Linked DNA regions of Homo sapiens: region 1 is linked to region 2. A link is a contact called in ENCODE Hi-C or POLR2A ChIA-PET data. All regions are on one chromosome and are shown on one strand. The core of a region is the stretch at or near the end of the contact, and the rest is flanking DNA. Distances in the headings are between cores, read along the strand shown. Region 1 has its middle 23 kb from the start of RBMS1. Region 2 overlaps RBMS1 (RNA binding motif single stranded interacting protein 1).

Evidence for each region. Hi-C counts contacts between places; a loop is a spot of excess contacts on that map. ChIA-PET counts read pairs that join two places held with the same protein, here RNA polymerase II (POLR2A). Pooled maps may share reads with other maps.
Region 1: a pooled map shows a loop between it and region 2 (5-fold over the local background). The contact joins two enhancer-like sites. A Hi-C loop is called at or near these places in 5 of 50 pooled maps. POLR2A ChIA-PET finds 5 or more read pairs at or near these places in 3 of 52 experiments (A673, T-cell and activated CD4-positive, alpha-beta T cell).

The regions. Positions count from the first base shown.
Region 1 is chr2:160,515,296-160,519,148 of GRCh38, reverse strand. No RefSeq gene overlaps it. Among named protein-coding and RNA genes, the nearest start is that of RBMS1, 23 kb to the right of the region's middle. Within about 2 kb of position 1,973, at least 2 of the 41 ENCODE cell types and tissues checked have a DNase peak (open chromatin) inside an H3K27ac peak, as active enhancers do.
Region 2 is chr2:160,431,051-160,435,303 of GRCh38, reverse strand. The region is part of intron 1 of RBMS1 (RNA binding motif single stranded interacting protein 1); the gene reads left to right. Among named protein-coding and RNA genes, the nearest start is that of MIR4785, 25 kb to the right of the region's middle. Within about 2 kb of position 2,548, at least 3 of the 41 ENCODE cell types and tissues checked have a DNase peak (open chromatin) inside an H3K27ac peak, as active enhancers do.

The sequences.
Region 1 (3,853 bases), core at 724-3,223, 84 kb before region 2:
AAAGTATTAGTCCACGAATGACCAAAGTTGTCAAATTCAAACAAAGTCAGGAGCTTTAGGGAACAATAAAATAGATTCCAAGTTATAAGAAGAGTATGAAAGGAACTAGTTAGATACATAGTGGGGAAAGCACCATAACAAACAATCTAGACTAGAAATTATGAAACAAACTAAACTGTGGAATGATTTTAAGCAATTGGTGGCATAAGAAAGGTACCTTAATTTGAATTTAACACAAGTAATGGTCCTAAGAATGGCACCAAATTGTACTATCAGGAAGCCTCTGAGTGACCAATATTTACATACAAGAATGTTAAAGCAATGTATTGGTTTTCAGCATTCACAAAGCTGTAGACAATCATAGGAAGGTTTAATTATGGTTATAGAATACAACAAAATGTAACCAACAGTTAAATAGGAAGATAAAACAAATTGTTTGGATATCTCTTGGGCAAAAATTTAACAATCTTTTGGTCAGATTGGTTTCTTCATGGTAATGGACTCTACTAACAAGCCCGTCAAGATGTGTAGGGAGAAATGGCAGGTTTATAAGGCAATGTGAAGATCGGTGGCATGAAGTCCTGAGAAGGAGTTTGAAAGGAACCTGTTCAAAAGCATTAGTTAAAAAATAAAAGTACGTTGCGTGTGGTGACTCATACCTGTAATCCCAGCGTTTTGGGAGGGCAAGGCAGGAGGATTACTTGAGGCCAGGAGTTCAAGACTAGCCTGGGCAATGTAGCGAGACCCCGTCTCTAAAAATAAAAAATTAGAGAGACATAGTGGTGTGCTCCTACAGTCCTAGCTATGCAGGAGGCTGAAGTAGAATTGTTTGAGCCTATGAGTTCAAGGTTACAGTGAGCTATGATTGCATGCCACTGTACTCTAGCCTTGGTGACAGAGTAAGACACTGTCTCTACCAAAATTAGAAGATGTTCTTTCATCCTCTCAGGAAGAGTGAAAAAGAACTGGTGATAATACTTGAGGTTGAGGGAAAGTAATTTCCAGAAAAATTTGCCAGACTACTCTAAAAGTTCCATCACTATTTAGCTAGTTTCTAACGTTTGTCTGAAAACTAAGAATGGTGTATCACATTCAATTCATTTTAAGCATAAATTTGAATCCATGAATAAAGTTTTTCATTTTTGCAGACACCACGCCCTTTTCCTGTTCTCCAGTTCTTTTCAATTTTGTTCCATAAGACAATTGTGCCATTATGCTCCATGGAAACCATTCCATGCATTCTTGGCATCAGTTTTTGGTCCTCTTGGTGTCTTTAACTCCTACTAATATGAATGGGCATGACCTCAGTATCAAAGGGTCATTTAATTTGGTGTACAACATGATAACAAATTATCTTCTGTGCACATAATATATACAAATTCAAAGCTTGCCCAGAATATAAATAGTTCTTGAACATATTCTGTCCTTTTTGAAAAGCAATGCTGTATGCATGTGCACAAGTTCCATGATTTCCATGATTTCCCCTAGACATTTTGGACATGTTACATGTGGCTTCACCAGAAAAGGAAAGTGGAAAAGTCAGGCGATTATCTAATGAACGTACTTAATGGAGGCAGTCAGTCTGGAACACATAGCAGTAAAGCAATTTCTCAGAATCCCTTTTTGAAACTTGAATTATCAATAATGTCACCTTAGCCCCTCAGTGATTTGTGTATGTGTTGCAAATTACTTGAAATGAAGACATTTAGGTGGCAATATTTTGCCTATTTTCATAGAGAAAGAAGAAACTGACCTTGTTTAAATAAATGTCAAAAACTTTTAACGTAGACACTGGCAAGTTTAATTTTTTTTTCCATTGAGGTACATGATGTACCATAAGCTCCAGCTGAATTCTGAAGCTGTTGCTTAGCTCTTCCTGTGGGCCTCCTCCAAATACAACTTCACCTAACACGCTAGAAGTGGAAGAGGCAGGAGGGAGAACAAACGCCCCTCGAGATTTCAGTGACTCATCTTAAATGGCCTTTTACACGCCTGTGTACTTGTGGTTAAGAACCGTGGGGCTCAGAGTGCAAATATGTAAACTACATAAATTAGTACCTTGAATCAAAAGCCAAGGTATGTTTTTTAACCAGCACTGAAATATAGATAAGCTCTCCCTCCCACTCTCCCACCCGCTTAAAATGGCCCCACAGGAAGCAGGTAGGAAGATCATTTTGTTTTCCACCCTCTCCAGCCCTACGTTTCTGTCCCAGGCAAAGGCAGCTCATTGGAATTGTCCCAGCAGGCTTGTTATGTCTGAGAGTGAGGAGGAAGATGCTGAGAGCTGGGCTTTGTTAGTTTCATGTTTTCTGGAGCACAGTGTGGGTGTGCTGTGAATACTGAGATGACATCAATCACAGAAGGTAATACAAAAACTCGCTTAGCATTAGGTGTAAGACAAGGTCAAGCAAATCTTCAGCTGGACCCAGACCTACCACCTGTTTTCAGGATTAGTTGGCAAGACAATATACTTGAGAAATCTCTGCAACAATCTACTGATCTCTAAAACCTGCCTCTTAGTCCCATGGGGACTACTGTCTTCCGCAGTGTGTGTGAGCATCTTCACTTTCCACCCCCCAGCATTACACTCCCTGACACTGACCCGATAGTCCTTTAATCAACCAGTTTGCTATTTCTTCCATCTCTAACTCTAATACTTATGAGTTAATGTGCCTCAACCTCCAAAGTTCTCTCCCTCGAAACTCTCCACTCTAAAATTCCCCATAATCAGAGAGCCTCCCATCGGATATCTCGCCATGCATCAGTTCAACTTCATCCACATTGGGTTATCAACAAACTTGAAGTATGTGAGCCACTACCTTTTCAGCTTTCCTTTCCATCTTACTTTCTGGTTCATTTGAGCTGCCATTTAAAATTTGCCACTTAAAAAAATGATCCTTTCTTTCTTTTTTTTTTTTTTGTTGTTTTTTTAAGACAGATTTTCACTCTTGTTGCCCAGGCTGGGGTGCGATGGCACGATCTTGGCTAACCACAACCTCTGCCTCCCAGGTTCAAGCGATTCTCCTGCCTCAGCCTCCTGAGTAGGTGGGATTACAGCCATGTGCTGCCACCACACCCAGCTAATTTTGTAGTTTTAGTAGAGATGGGTTTTCTCCATGTTGGTCAGGCTGGCCTGGAACTCCCAGCCTCAGGTGATCCACCTGTCTCGGCCTCCCAAAGTGCTGGGATTACAGGCATGAGCCACCGTGCCTACCTGATCCTTTCTTTTTTCTACTTACAGAAATAGAACATGCTCATGAACACTTTCTTCCTTAGTGTCTTGCTATTCCATCGTCTTGATATATGTTAAACAGTTGACCATTTTGACAATGTGCTCGTCTAGAATCCTTTATAAATTTGCTGTCTTGCCAACCACTATCTCTTCCCTCTGTAGGTTGTGTTCTGTTTTCTCCCTCTCCTGCTTCCTGGTTGATAAATGTCATTTGGAGTGAGTCACAAAAATCTGTTGATGGAAGCCATTTTTTATTCATGCCCTCCAAGCTCACCTGATTCCTTCTCGACTATTAGTGATCTTTTAATGCCTTTCTTGCCAAGTCACTAAGTCTCAACAACTGCTATCCCTCATTTTCTTCACTTCCCCTAAGCTTCAAGCTGCCGTTGATTTTCCTCTTTCTGGGCAGATGCTTTAACATCACACTTAATTGAAAAGAGAAATCATCATCTGAGTTGACATATCCTGCAGAATTTCTGTGGTCCCTGTACTTGATATTCTTTAGCAAATGCAAATCTAAGCTTTCCCCAACCCCCCAAGCTGCTCTCTTCCCTGCATTTTCACACACAGGTTAAATGACTGCCCACACTCAACATGGCTTGCAGGCAGCAGAGCTGGGCT
Region 2 (4,253 bases), core at 1,299-3,798:
GCATAATAACTGTATGATTAAAAAATTGTTGGTATACCAATAAAAAAGAGATAAAACCCCAATTAAATATTTATATGTCCCCCATAAGGGGCTCATGGTCTCAACAGAGTGTATATCCAGTAGGTTATTTAGTTAAGGTGTAGTGATAGTTTAAAATAACCCCACTCTTTCCATAGAAAGTTAGCAAGATCTTTCTTTTCATTTCTGCTTGGTTCTACTTATTCTGTAGAAAGTTGGGGTCATGTTGAACTGCCCTGGCTAAAATACCAGTCCTCTTTAAATGTCTAATTCCTGAGAAAGCTGGGTAAGATGGCAGAACAGTAACAATAGGACTCAGGGTCGGGCTTGTCTTTTCTGCCCTGGGATTCTTACCATTTCTGGCCATCTTTGACCAGGAAGTCAAAGCTCCTTTTATTTATTTGTAGTCCAAGCTCTTTTTCATGGCTGATTTAGTAATGATTTTTAAAGATCATCAGATAACCATTAGATAAAAATAATTCTAGACTCCTGCTGGCCGCAAGATAATTGCCATATTTAACTGATCATAAACAATAGTTTCATTTTTCAGGGATTTAGTTAATTATAAGCCTGTGCTGTCTAATAGGGTAGCCACAAACTCTATTTAAATTTAAATTACTTAAAAATTAAGTTTCTTAGTTATGCTAGCCATATTTCAAGTGCCCATTAGCTGCATGTGGCTAGAGGCCACTGTATTACTGCAGATGTAGAATATTTTCATCGTCACAGAAAATTCTAATGGATAGCACTGTTAGAGACTTCTTTCTAACCTGTGCGTTGCTGTTTTTTTTTTTCCTTTCTGTCTCCCTCAAAGGCTCTTTCTTTCATGTTTGTTTGTTTTGGGTGAGCAATGTGGGGGGAAAAGGAGCTCACACTCATGCCCTATTTTTTAGTAGTGTTGATGAAATAGTTGGTAATTGGATGGACTGAAACTATTGGCTAGAGTAAGATTTTGAAAATATTTTTGAATTTAATATATATGTATTGCCCAAAGCAGTAGTTGTAGAGGTTTTTATTTGTTTTTTAAATGGACTAGAATCCTGTATCAGCTAAACACTTCTCATGAACTAGTGACTACAGTTTTTCTATTGAATGTTATTTCATTACTTTTAAACGTTTTATTTTATAACAAGCTCCTTTACTACAGTGAAAATTCAGCTCCTGTGCTCATATCGAAGTCATTTGACTAGTATATGCCCTTTTCTCAATTTAAACACAATTTCTAATCCAAGATCCATTCAGATCTTGATATGCCAATTAAAATATTGACTTTAAACAAAAGGGTCATAAAAATGTGAGATTAAAATGATTAGGAGCTGAGTCCTTATCACATAATCCAAAGTAAACGAGGATTGCACAATGCCATACTTAAGAGGAAGCGCAGTTCAGTTGCACAGACATGTTCCTAGATATTCCAAACTGCTTTGAAATTATAGTGCTTTGTGTTGAAAGATTGATATTAAAATATACTTGGGAATTAAAATTCACTTTATGAAGAATTGTTGCCAAAAGGCTTTAAGATAGCACTGTGAAGACATGATATGAAAAAGAACAGTCTCCAAAGCCAAGCCACATTTCTGCAGATCAGAATCAGAAAATTTTATGTAGGCAGTGTGGCTTACCAAATGTGTCTTTCATAACGGAAGCCTATTTTTCACTTTAACATTGACATACTGTATGTAAATCCAGGAATCAAAATTATACCTCAGTGTCACTTAATGTTTGTTATTTGGACCAAATTTCACTTGTTTTAATTGTGAAGCTAAAAATGGAATTTTGTTGCTGAAAACTTGAATTCAGTGAACTCAAGTTCTCATAACTGTGAACAAACTTGTTTTAAAGTTTTTTTGTGTTTTGTTTTGTTTTTTTCTGGCGACAAGGTCTCACACTGTGGGCCAGGCTAACGTGCAGTGGCACAATCTCGGCTCATTGCAGCCTCAACTTCCAGGCTCAAGCGATCCTCCTACCTCAGCCTCCCGAGTAGCTGAGACTATGGGTGTGCACCACCACACCTGGCTAGTTTTTGTATTTTTTTGTAGAGACAGGGTTTCACCATGTTGCTCAGGCTGGTCTTGAACTCTTGAGCCCAAGCGATCCACCTGTCTTGGCCTCCCAAAGTGCTGGGACCACAGATGTGAGCTACCTCACTCAGTCTAAAGATTTTTTTTTTTTTTAATATTCGTATCAAAACCAGTGAGAGTAGGTGCTCATCCCGGAGATGTGACCAGTTAGCTAGAAGCCAGGAACCTCAGAAGAGAAGAGTAGCTCGTAACTCAGCTTGCTGGATCCAACAGGATGAGAATTCCCTGAGGATTGGGCAACTAGGGTGATTTCCCAGATCTAATTCTGCTCTGTTCTGGGTAGTTGGGCAGGCTATGTAGTATATCCGAATTCCAAACCATTAAGTGAAATGCTTGTTATTAGTGATACCCAATCATTGTTTCATGACACACCAGTGTGTCACAAAGATTTCCTGCAGTGTTGGCAGTGAGCCTCACTTTTCCCAAAGCTCTGGCTCCTTCTCTGACACATTGCCACCAGGTGGCCTGCGTGACCTTTACTCCCTTTTCCCCGCCCAAACATCTTACATTCCTTATACCTTATATCTGGATTTAAGAAAAGACTTCTTTTGGACAATTGATTTGCAGTTCCTAATCTGAGTTCTTACACAGTTGCCAAGCTATTATTGCTGCAAGGAGTTAAATCGGTTTTCACACAGTTCTAATAGTTTATTGTCAAAATGTCATTTATTTGAGTTAAGCATTGCCAATGCCCCCATTAAACCACTGTTTCTTTTATTTCCTGGAGTTTGGAAGGCATTCGGGAATACCAAGTGAAAAGGAAGAGTGAAGAACAGAAAAATGTTAGTGGGATGGCAAACACTGTGAACATTGCTGTTTCTAGTGGGCCAGAAAAATGTATGTATAAATCTTCCCTGTTCTTAGAGGCGCTTTCAGATTCTCCTCCACAAAGCTTCCTATGGTCACCATTTAGAGTCAATCCCCTTTTCCCTGTTCTCCATGGTATGTTATTTAGTTCTCTTCATATTACTGGATCAGAGTCTGCTTTACCACTTGGTCATTTGTGCATGTCTTTTTCTTACTGAAACTGTCAGATTCTTCTTTGTATCTTCAGAAGTACATATAATATAATGTAACATATGCAAGTTTATATGTAGACATACATTTTTAAATTCTTTAAATATAATAGATTCATGTTCAATAAATAGTATTGAATACCTATTCTGTACTATACAAAACACTGGTGATAAAACAATGAGCAAAACAGGCACAACCCCGTTTCTCAAAGAGCTTTTATAATGAGGCAGAAAGGATGGACATTAAATAATAATTTAGATTGCAGCTTTGTGAGTCCAGAAAAGGAGATATACAGTATGCTATATGAGGGTTATATAACAGGAAGACCCAGCCTATTCTGGGGATTAAGAGGGAAGATTTTCTGGTATAAGTAATTTAAGCCGAGCCTTGAAGAATAAGTTGGAGTTAACTAGGCAAAGAGGTAGAGAAGGAGCATTCCATGCATAGAGAATAGCATGTGTGAAACATACTGCTGGATTGGTTGCCTTGCAAGTATAAGGAACTGAAAGTCCAGATTACCTGGTTCTTAGTGGTGAGGAAGACAATAGTGCAAGATAGTACTGGAGAAATAAGTATGAGTCAAGTCTTGCAGAGATATGTGGGCCATGTGAAAGATTTGGTTCTTTAGCCTAAGATTATGAAACAGACTTTGGAAGGTATCAAGTAGAAGATGCTTAATCTACATTTATCTTAACAGCCTCCCAGTAGATTCCTGGCTTCCAGCCTCTATAACTTAACATTTATACTTATTGTTCTCATTTGCATTGTGACTGCTGTGGGAAACGAGGAAGTAGCATGTCTTCTGCAGGTAATGAGAACCTTTGTACCAAAAGATAGTGGGATGCTTGCTTCCTCAGAAAAGAATCTGGCTAGTAGGTTGATTCGGTCTGGATCCAAAGCTTTCAAAACTTGAATTTTATTCTGTCTTGAATGTGGACCACTTAGTTTATTCTGAAAATCTGATTTCTAGCAGATTTTCAGAATAAACTAATAAATCCAAGAATGGCCTGGGTTACCTAGGCAATAGTCTAATTTTATTAGACTATTTTATTAGACTATTGCCTAGGTAACCCAGGCCATTCTTGGATTCTGAGACCATTCCTCCTGCCACACACAACTCCCCGCAAGAACACTTAG